Regions from separate parts of the Homo sapiens genome. Here region 2 is linked to region 1. Evidence: read pairs that join two places in POLR2A ChIA-PET (ENCODE). Cell type or tissue: K562. All regions are shown on one strand. Links, peaks and the distances in the headings refer to the core of each region. The heading gives the core; the rest is flanking DNA.

Region 1 (5,201 bases), core at 1-5,000:
CACAGGGGACACGCCGGGCGGGCGCCTCTTCAGGGCTGGGGCTCCCCGCGCCCAGGGGCAGCCCAGGTCCCCGGAACCCAAGCCGCGTCTGCCTCCGGGCCGCGCGGGGGCGCTGTGGTCCGGCGGCGGCCCGGGGCGCTGCGTGGTCGCGGCAGGGGCGGAGGGGGCCGCGGGGAGGGAGGCGGGAAGAGCGCGGCACTTCCGCTGGCCGCTGGCTCGCTGGCCGCTCCTGGAGGCGGCGGCGGGAGCGCAGGGGGCGCGCGGCCCGGGGACTCGCATTCCCCGGTTCCCCCTCCACCCCACGCGGCCTGGACCATGGACGCCAGGTGGGGGCTAGGGCAGCAGCGAGCTCACGTGACCGAGCCCCCGGGCCACGTGACTGCCGCGCCTCAGCACGGGGGCCGGGTGGGGTCCCGGCTGCTCGGCCGTCGGCCAGCATATCGCTGCCCGGAGCCAGCGGGGATGGGAGCTGCGGCTTGGTTTTGTGCTCCTTGGGGAGCTTCGGGCGGAGGGGCTGGGGACCCTGACGTCCCGGATCGTGGAGGGGAGTGTGGGGGAAGGGGCGCTTCCTCTGACCTGAGCAGCCGGCTAGCGTTGGAGGGAACAGAGGAGACCTGTGTGGCCAGAGGGGCGGATCCGCCCCCGGGGAGGGAGGAAGCTCTGCCTGGCCAGCGCCGGCGCACCCCCTCCCCGAGAGAGAGAGAGAGAGAGAGGCTCTTTGTCCGGGCCGGAGCTGCAGCGGAGGGGGCGGGGAGGAGACTCCGGGCACTACTCCAGTGTGGTCCCCTCTGGAGGGCGGAGGGGATGAGGAGCTGCGCCCTAATCCTTATGTCCGCTTTCCTTACAGATGGTGGGCAGTGGTGGTGCTGGCTGCGTTCCCCTCCCTAGGGGCAGGTGGGGAGACTCCCGAAGCCCCTCCGGAGTCATGGACCCAGCTATGGTTCTTCCGATTTGTGGTGAATGCTGCTGGCTATGCCAGCTTTATGGTACCTGGCTACCTCCTGGTGCAGTACTTCAGGCGGAAGAACTACCTGGAGACCGGTGTGTGAAGAAAGGGCGGGGAAGTGAGCTAGGTCGGGAAAGAGGGTATTTGGCCAGCAGTCCAAACGGGATATGACTTGGAGAGGGCGGGAGGTCGGTAGGCCGGACAGCAGGGCAGGCTGGCTGCTCTGGGGAAGATGAAGTGCTATGGAGAAGATTTGGGGCTTGACTTTGTGTGCTTTCTTCAGGTAGGGGCCTCTGCTTTCCCCTGGTGAAAGCTTGTGTGTTTGGCAATGAGCCCAAGGCCTCTGATGAGGTTCCCCTGGCGCCCCGAACAGAGGCGGCAGAGACCACCCCGATGTGGCAGGCCCTGAAGCTGCTCTTCTGTGCCACAGGGCTCCAGGTGGGTAGGTGGGCTCAGCCTCTCTTCCTGGGTTGGATGCCGGTGGGCAGGGATTCTGTGAAGGTTTCCATTTTACCAGTCCCAGAGCTTTGCTGGCTGGTGTGTTTCGTGTCCTCCTCCCAGGGGCACACTGCACCTCCATCTTTGAGGTGTTTGGGGGAAATGCCCTTTTGTTTCTTCCTTTTCTCCTCTCCAGCACTGGTACTGAAAGTTCATGCTGTTATTTCAAGATGTCTAGTGCAGAAGAGAGGACTCCTCTTGCCCTATTCTCTGTGATTTCTACTGTGCCGTTATTATACTTCCTTCCTGCACTGGTGTCTCACATACTGTAAACCCACTGATAAAATTGTGGGGGAGCCATTCAGCCTTCCCCCAGTACTGCATGTGAGAGAGTGCTAACATGCTGACCCCATGGCATTTTGCAGTGGGTACTAGTTCCACCTTGAATATCATGTTGAACTACAGATACCCAATTCTGAGAGTTCTTGCCTCCCTGAATAGGTTTTTCACACACAGTTGATTCCCTACAAGGTGAATCCAGACTTAGGAGGGGAGAAGAAACTTCTACAGAGGAACCAAAAAGTGTATATTTTCCTTTGAATCACTTAGGCATAATCCTGAAGAGAGAGAGGTCAATTTTTGTCTACCTTTTCATTATCTTGCTTATTGTCTCCTTTGTCTCTACCTTCCCCAACAGGTGTCTTATCTGACTTGGGGTGTGCTGCAGGAAAGAGTGATGACCCGCAGCTATGGGGCCACAGCCACATCACCGGGTGAGCGCTTTACGGACTCGCAGTTCCTGGTGCTAATGAACCGAGTGCTGGCACTGATTGTGGCTGGCCTCTCCTGTGTTCTCTGCAAGCAGCCCCGGCATGGGGCACCCATGTACCGGTACTCCTTTGCCAGCCTGTCCAATGTGCTTAGCAGCTGGTGCCAATACGAAGCTCTTAAGTTCGTCAGCTTCCCCACCCAGGTGCTGGCCAAGGCCTCTAAGGTGATCCCTGTCATGCTGATGGGAAAGCTTGTGTCTCGGCGCAGCTACGAACACTGGGAGTACCTGACAGCCACCCTCATCTCCATTGGGGTCAGCATGTTTCTGCTATCCAGCGGACCAGAGCCCCGCAGCTCCCCAGCCACCACACTCTCAGGCCTCATCTTACTGGCAGGTTATATTGCTTTTGACAGCTTCACCTCAAACTGGCAGGATGCCCTGTTTGCCTATAAGATGTCATCGGTGCAGATGATGTTTGGGGTCAATTTCTTCTCCTGCCTCTTCACAGTGGGCTCACTGCTAGAACAGGGGGCCCTACTGGAGGGAACCCGCTTCATGGGGCGACACAGTGAGTTTGCTGCCCATGCCCTGCTACTCTCCATCTGCTCCGCATGTGGCCAGCTCTTCATCTTTTACACCATTGGGCAGTTTGGGGCTGCCGTCTTCACCATCATCATGACCCTCCGCCAGGCCTTTGCCATCCTTCTTTCCTGCCTTCTCTATGGCCACACTGTCACTGTGGTGGGAGGGCTGGGGGTGGCTGTGGTCTTTGCTGCCCTCCTGCTCAGAGTCTACGCGCGGGGCCGTCTAAAGCAACGGGGAAAGAAGGCTGTGCCTGTTGAGTCTCCTGTGCAGAAGGTTTGAGGGTGGAAAGGGCCTGAGGGGTGAAGTGAAATAGGACCCTCCCACCATCCCCTTCTGCTGTAACCTCTGAGGGAGCTGGCTGAAAGGGCAAAATGCAGGTGTTTTCTCAGTATCACAGACCAGCTCTGCAGCAGGGGATTGGGGAGCCCAGGAGGCAGCCTTCCCTTTTGCCTTAAGTCACCCATCTTCCAGTAAGCAGTTTATTCTGAGCCCCGGGGGTAGACAGTCCTCAGTGAGGGGTTTTGGGGAGTTTGGGGTCAAGAGAGCATAGGTAGGTTCCAGTTACTCTTCCCACAAGTTCCCTTAAGTCTTGCCCTAGCTGTGCTCTGCCACCTTCCAGACTCACTCCCCTCTGCAAATACCTGCATTTCTTACCCTGGTGAGAAAAGCACAAGCGGTGTAGGCTCCAATGCTGCTTTCCCAGGAGGGTGAAGATGGTGCTGTGCTGAGGAAAGGGGATGCAGAGCCCTGCCCAGCACCACCACCTCCTATGCTCCTGGATCCCTAGGCTCTGTTCCATGAGCCTGTTGCAGGTTTTGGTACTTTAGAAATGTAACTTTTTGCTCTTATAATTTTATTTTATTAAATTAAATTACTGCAGTGGACTTGGTCCTGTGTTTTGGTTGACTGAAAGGGCATTATTATATGGTAGTTTTTCCAAACTGCCTTTAGCTTCAGTGTGTGAACTCTTAAGACTCACTGGTATTCTGTTATTTTCACTACAAAACCAGCTCAACTTGCTGTGCTCATGAAAACAGCAAGAGCTGGAGGGATGAAGAAGCTAGGGAAGGATAACATCCACTTCACAAGGGAAAGCAGAACTGTATAAAAACGGCATATTCTTTATTTTGCATACTTTAATTTCAGAACAAAATGAAGAAAATAAAATAAACCACAATACACAACATCCAATCCTGCTGTCAAGAGTAGAGAGGGAATGGGGCTTGACACCCTTAGTTTACTGCCTTCAACACAAGGACAGGAGAGGGAAAAAAACACTAGACACCAGCAGGGGGAGCCAGGTGGGACAGGGGCACTCGAGGCTGCAGTGGGAGCCCATGGGGACACTATACAAGGGCACAAGTTTTCCAACTATGAACTCCTAACCTAATCGACTTCTTCCATGCGAGACGCATCCTCATCGCCCTCGAGAGGGGGGATCTCATCAGGAACTGCAGCATTGGGTTCCTCTGCTGCCACTTCATCTTCATCAATACCTGAAGTAAAATTAAGCCATGTGAGACTTGACCAAATAGCATTAAGTCAAATCCATAGAGGAGACGAGTTGCACAAACTCCTTGCCACACCAAGTACCAAAGCTACTTACCTAGACCTAGCTTGATCATGCGATAGATGCGGTTGGAGTGGGTCTGGGGATCCTCAAGGGAAAAGCCAGAAGATAGCAGGGCGGTTTCAAACAGCAGCACCACCAGGTCCTTAACTGCCTTATCATTCTTGTCGGCCTCAGCCTTCTGCCGCAGCGTCTCCACAATGGGGTGGTCAGGGTTGATCTCCAGGTGCTTTTTGGCCATCATATAGCCCATGGTGGAGTTGTCCCGAAGTGCCTGGGCTTTCATGATCCGCTCCATATTGGCTGTCCAGCCGTAGGTGCTGGTCACAATGCAGCAAGGTGAAGACACAAGTCTATTGGAGATTGTCACCTGTGGACGATCACAAAAGCCTTAGATTGACATTACCACTTTGAAAGAGAAAACAGGCATTGTCAAGCCTAATTCCAGCAGGGGGAGGAGGTGGACAGACCACTTGAGTTTGAGACCATGCTGGCCAACATGGCAAAACCCTGTCTACAAAAAATTAACCGGGTGTGGTAGCACACATCTGTAATCCCAGCCACTCAGGAGACTTGAGTTTGCAGTGAGCGAGATCCAGTCCAAAAAAAAAAAAAATCGGCCAGGCATGGTGGCTTGCGCCTGTTAATCCCAGCACTTTGGGAGGCCGAGGTGGGCGAATCACAAGGTCAGGAGATGGAGACCATCCTGGCTAACGCGATGAAACCCCATCTCTACTAAAAATACAAAAAATTAGCCGGGGTGTGGTGGCGGGCGCCTGTAGTGGCAGCTACTCAGGAGGCTAAGGCAGGAGAATGGCGTGAACCCAGGAGGCGGAGCTTGCAATGAGCAGAGATCGTGCCACTGCACTCCAGCCTGGGTGACAGAGCGA
Region 2 (5,512 bases), core at 513-5,512, 580 kb after region 1:
GTATATAGACTTTGAGGTCTAAAATGTTACAGGTTTTTCCTCTTGTGTGGAAACATATGGCATGTCTCCTAACCCTATCTGAGCAGACATTTTGTCCAAGAAAGATGCTTCAGGTACATAAAAGATTGGTGACCCTTCTTGAAGAGTTTCTGTTCTCTAACCTAGTCTATCAGAAGATGATCTCAGGAGGCTGGGTGTAGGGGCGCACACCTGCAATCCCAGAACTCTGGGAGGCCGAGGCAGGCAGATTGCTTGAGCCCAGGAGTTCAAGACCAACCTGGGCAACATAGCGAGACCCCATCTCTACAAAAATTAGCCAGGCATGGTGGCACGCACCTATAGTCCCAGCTACTCAGGAGGCTGAGGTGGGAGGATCACTTGAGCAAGAGATTGGGAGGCAGAGATTGCAGTGACCCGAGATTGCGCCACTGCACTCCAGCCTGGGCAACAGAGTGAGCCCTTGCCTCAAAAAAAAAAAAATCTCATAGAGAAGCTGGGAGCTCTTGGGGTTGATAATGGGGTACAGAAAATCTTACTAAGTTGGGATTAACCTTTGTTGGGTGAAGGTAGCAGACCCATGTGCAAAGCTCTGTGTGGAGGAAGTGATCTCAGCTAGGTTCCCAGGAGATATCAGCCTCCCCTGTAGACCATGAAGCCCTAGCTTCCCGGCATCAAAAGCAAGCCCAGCTGACCCTCATCCCCTATTTTCGGTTTCCACTAGGATGTTCTGCTGCTTAGCCAGTTCATCCGGCCTCATGGAGGCATGCTGCCCCGAAAGATCACAGGCCTATGCCAGGAAGAACACCGCAAGATCGAGGAGTGTGTGAAGATGGCCCACCGAGCAGGTAGAAGGCCCTGGGGACCAAGAGGGGCAGAGGGCTGCAGGCACTCTCTCCCCACCCAGCTGCCCCATGTTTCAGCCCCTCCTGGAAGAAAAGTGGATATCCGGAGTGTTAATTATACTCACCACCCAATGCCAACCTTCCCGCTCCCTTGGGCTTTCCCTCTGGCCCCCTCAGAGCTGCAGAGGGAGCTGCAAAGACTATCCCCTCTTCCCCGCCACTCAGGTCTATTACCAAATCACAGGCCTCGGCTTCCTGAAGGAGTTGTTCCGAAGAGCAAACCCCAACTCAACCGGTAAGCAAGCCTGGGTGTGAACAACCTGAGCGTTCTGCGCTCAGGAAAACTAGGGTGCACCTTGGCTGTCTGTTCCATTCCCTGCCAGCTTAAGCATCCACCCCCATCAGTCCACCCCTGCTGCAGTCTTCGCTTCTTCTGTTGCCTTCTTTGCCAACCTCAGCCTCTTTCCTCCCCTGTAGGGCCCTTAGCAAAGGCGCAAGGAGGGTAGAGGCCTGCTGATTGGGCATTAGAATGTGCTAATCCCCCATCTATGACATCACACTGGGTGGCTATGGGGATGTCAGTACTACAAATTTTCAGTATCCTAGCTCTCTCCAGCGCTGGGGTTATTAGAGGACAGAAGGCCTTAGAAATGGGAGGGCCTCCTGGGTTAGTGCCACTGAATACAGCTGTGCAGGTCGCACACTGGACAACTTCAGGGCAACATCCATGTAGACTAGGTCACAAATAGTGCTCCCCAGAGTTGTAGTTAACAACCTACACAGCGCCATGTGGCAGCCTAGGAGGCCCAGAGTTCATACAGAGAAGGAGAGGATGGCCTGCAGACCTTGGAATCACTTTGTCTGCCTTCTAGTCTAAGCAGGACCCTGTAGAGTGGAAGCAGATTCTTGTCTAACATTCAAGCAGCTGTCCCATTGCAAGTTCCCTTCTTCCCTCCTCTCTGGCATCAGCACACTCACATAGTCTTAGATCTCTAGTATCCCCTTGTTGAGAGTAGAGCCAGGTCTGTAGAATTGATTTGAGGGGGTTCTTCTCCCTACCAATGGCCCTTTCCTCCTGTCCAGCTGGTGGTTCCCAGACTGGAATGAGGAACATATTAGGTTGGTGCGGAAGTAATTGCAGTTTTTGTCCTTTTTTAATAGAATTGCTCTCTGTAAGGTATCAAAGATGACTGACGCAAAGCAAACACCTCAGCCCCCAGCAGACCTCCTAGGCTGATCCCCACCAGAACTCAGGCATGGAGGGTAGGGGGTGTGGGATGTGGGAATGCAGGGCTTCTTCCTGGTACCCTGCCTCTCTGTCCCTGGGGGCTAAGTCAGAGCTGGACCTTTACCAACACCATGCCAGCACCCTGGCTGTGTGCCCATCTCTACCTGTGCCCCCCACATTGCTAGCTCAGCCATCTGCCAGCAGCTCTTGGGGAGCAGGACATGCTAACCTCTTCCTATGTCCCCTAACTATGCTATGGACCATTTGGGGGTTGAGCCCACCCCCTCTGGCTTTTTAAGAGACAGCAGCAGGCCTGAGGACACAATCCATCCTGCCTCAGGCCTTTGAAGCTAGGCCAGGCGCCCTCCCATACATCCGGCATCCTTTAACGTGACACAGGATTGATGATGTGTGGGGGCTAGTCGGTTGCAAAAGGCCACGCTGAGCGGGAGGGGGAGTTCAGGCTACGAAGGAAATGGATTCCCTTGCAGGGGAGTCTCGTTTAATGCTGCCATGCATGGGCCCAGGCTCCGCTGGGGCCTGGCGGAGCCATGCTTTGTCTGCTGCTGTGTCGCTCCTCCTGCTGCCCCTTCAGGAGAGGTAGGAAGGGGCTGGTTTAGGAAAGAGACTTGGTTCTTGCTAGAGCTGGGGTGTTCCCAAAGAGCTGGCTGGAGGCCACCCGGCCCACCCCCTGCCAGCTGGCCGCTCCGTGTGGCGCAGGCATCAGGCCCAAGGCCAGCTAAAGCCCAGCTTCCCTCTCCAAGGCATGGGAGAAAGAACAGCTTTAGGGCAGTAGCTCTGGAGAACCTTTCCAGCTTTTCCTCTGCATCCCCAAATCTCAATGAGCACCCTTCTGGGGAGCCTGCTCCCATACCCCATCTCTTCATGTACCCCTCTGAAGCCTGGGAGAGGCCAGCAAAGGGGCCATCCCTGGTCCCCTCCCTTTACCTTACTCTTCTGTCACCTAGAACCACCGACCATAGAAAAAGCAGTCCCCTCACACCTGTAATCCCAGCAATTTGGGAGGCCGAGGCGGGCGGATCACTTGAGGTCAGGAGTTCAAGACCAGCCTGGCCAACATGAGGAAACCACGTCTCTACTAAAAATACAAAAATTAGCCATGCATTGTGGCGGGTGCCTGTAATCCAAGCTACTCCAGAGGCTGAGGCAGGAGAATTGCTTAAACCCAGGAGGCGGAAGTTGCAGTGAGCCGAGATCGCGCCACTGCACTCCAGCTTGGGCAACAGAGCAAGACTTCGCCTCAAAAAAAAAAAAAAAAAAAGCAGTCCCTATAACTAGCCTCCTTCACAGTCATCATCCTGGCCAGGGCAGTGACAATTCCAGGAGACACATGGAAGGCCCTCCCATCCCTGCCCAGCACACACTTGGAGTGCAGGCCAGCAACTCCCGCAGCTTCTGTCAACACAGGGCTGGCAGCAGAAGACCAAGGTCCAGCGGAGCTCAGTTGAACTGCATAAATCAGCAATCATTTTTTCACTTCTTTTATCTAAGAGTTTTTAGCTAAGGTTATTGAGTTTTTAAATAAAAAAGCTTTTTCTTTGATGGTCTCTAGAGACAGCTGGGTTGAGCCCCAACCTAGAATGGAGGCAGGGGAGGATTCCTGGCCTTTGTCATGGCTGAGCTTTCAGAATGAAGGATGGGCCTTTCTGGACAGGATCCAAGTTTTATTCTGGACAGAGTAAAACCCAATCCTAGCCGGCATGAGCCACTTTTCTGGGAACTATCAGGGCCCTGGCCATCCCCAAAGGAGGCCAAAGGTCCATGGGCGGCAGCCATCTTTCCCCACCCCCCTCCTATTTACAGGAACCTTCCTAGGCTAGGGCTGCGCCCACGGGCCCTTACCCCTTGATTCCCATCACAGGTTGGGTGAGGGGCAGGGGTCTTATACCAGTTATAGTACCCTGGGGAGTTCCCTGAAGGTTGGGGTAGCTGAGTGAGCCAAATGGGGAAGAGCAATGGGTTCCTCCAGAGCCTTACATCAGCTCTTCTCGCCCCATGGCTGAGGCCAGAGAGGAATGATCTGCTCTTCAGGCAGCCTCTTCGCCACCTTTTCCTCAGCAAACACACACCAACATTGACATTTACAAAGATCAAGGGAGCTTGTGGCCCTGGGCTGCCTGAACCTGGCCACACAGGCTTGCGGCAGCAAGAGCCCAGCCCATCTGTTTACAGGACGCTCAGCAGTTACTCCCAGGAAAATCCCTGCACTTCAGGAAAGGGAAACTGGTGAAAGGATTTGCTTGCCCAACCGTGGCCTGGCCTGAGGAGGTAGTGCTCCACTCTCCCACGTCCAGCTTGGGCCCCCAGCCCTCACAGGCACCTCTTTGTTCTCCCTCCACAGGTACCTGACGCGCTGGGCTCCTGGCTCCGTCAAGCCCATCTACAAAAAAGGCCCCCGCTGGAACAGGGTGCGCATGCCCGTGGGGTCACCCCTTCTGAGGGACAATGTCTGCTACTCAAGAACACCTTGGAAGCTGTATCACTGACAGAGAGCAGTGCTTCCAGAGTTCCTCCTGCACCTGTGCTGGGGAGTAGGAGGCCCACTCACAAGCCCTTGGCCACAACTATACTCCTGTCCCACCCCACCACGATGGCCTGGTCCCTCCAACATGCATGGACAGGGGACAGTGGGACTAACTTCAGTACCCTTGGCCTGCACAGTAGCAATGCTGGGAGCTAGAGGCAGGCAGGGCAGTTGGGTCCCTTGCCAGCTGCTATGGGGCTTAGGCCATGCTCAGTGCTGGGGACAGGAGTTTTGCCCAACGCAGTGTCATAAACTGGGTTCATGGGCTTACCCATTGGGTGTGCGCTCACTGCTTGGGAAGTGCAGGGGGTCCTGGGCACATTGCCAGCTGGGTGCTGAGCATTGAGTCACTGATCTCTTGTGATGGGGCCAATGAGTCAATTGAATTCATGGGCCAAACAGGTCCCATCCTCTTCATGACAGCTGTGAGCTCCTTACTGTGGGAGAGCTGCAGGGAGCCAAGGTGGGCTGCCTGACACACTTGCCGCTCTCGTGTGAATCCAAGAAACTGCGTTCCTCAAAGGGGCCCTGGTTGTCACCTTCTCCCACAGCCATTTCCACCCATCGTTGTCTAGAATCTCTTTCATTAGCACATTCCAACCCCTCTGCCACTTGGTTTAGAAATGAGCTCCCTGGCTCAGTGGGCCTTTCAGAATCTGGAACCAGACGGAGGTGGAGTTAAGAAGATAGGACAGAACAGGCAGGCCAAGTTCACTGAAGCTTAAGAAAATCATGTTTAGACTCTGTTTAAAAACATCCAGGCTGGCTCCCATTCTATAGCATGAAGGGCAAGTCCATGTTCTTCTCGCCAGTGCCCACGTAGACGTAGCCATAGTTCTTGGTGCGGGGAGCATGGTAGAAGGTGAGGCCCGGCCAGAGCAGGCTGCGCAGCACCAC

Evidence for each region. Peaks named below come from ENCODE experiments on the same cell type or tissue, not always from the same donor. Only the 100,000 strongest peaks of a DNase experiment are listed, where the experiment ranks them.
Region 2: POLR2A ChIA-PET joins it to region 1 with 6 read pairs; 3 of 35 experiments call an interaction of 5 or more read pairs at or near these places.

The regions. Positions count from the first base shown.
Region 1 is chr6:44,252,525-44,257,725 of GRCh38, reverse strand. It overlaps HSP90AB1 (heat shock protein 90 alpha family class B member 1), which reads right to left. Exons shown (of 12, transcript NM_007355.4): 11 at 4,348-4,681; 12 at 3,843-4,237. The coding sequence ends at 4,128. SLC35B2 (solute carrier family 35 member B2) reads left to right here and starts at 198. Exons shown (of 4, transcript NM_178148.4): 1 at 198-326; 2 at 848-1,041; 3 at 1,230-1,384; 4 at 2,082-3,625. The coding sequence starts at 316. The coding sequence ends at 3,020. It overlaps MIR4647 (microRNA 4647), which reads left to right and starts at 3,441; the gene lies at 3,441-3,520. RefSeq lists a silencer at 1-519 and enhancers at 1-609, 2,039-2,754. In K562, for the core only: CTCF peaks have their summits at 67 (motif pointing right), 4,030 (motif pointing right) and 4,768 (motif pointing right); DNase peaks (open chromatin) are centred at 215, 345, 665, 2,205 and 6 weaker places; H3K4me3 peaks cover 1,810 bases.
Region 2 is chr6:43,670,827-43,676,338 of GRCh38, reverse strand. It overlaps RSPH9 (radial spoke head component 9), which reads right to left. Exons shown (of 5, transcript NM_152732.5): 5 at 3,739-5,512. The coding sequence ends at 5,390. It overlaps MRPS18A (mitochondrial ribosomal protein S18A), which reads left to right. Exons shown (of 6, transcript NM_018135.4): 4 at 722-845; 5 at 1,068-1,137; 6 at 4,433-5,137. The coding sequence ends at 4,577. Among named protein-coding and RNA genes, the nearest start is that of MRPS18A, 14 kb to the left of the region's middle. RefSeq lists an enhancer at 4,214-4,846. In K562, for the core only: no CTCF peak of the experiment used is centred there; no DNase peak of the experiment used is centred there.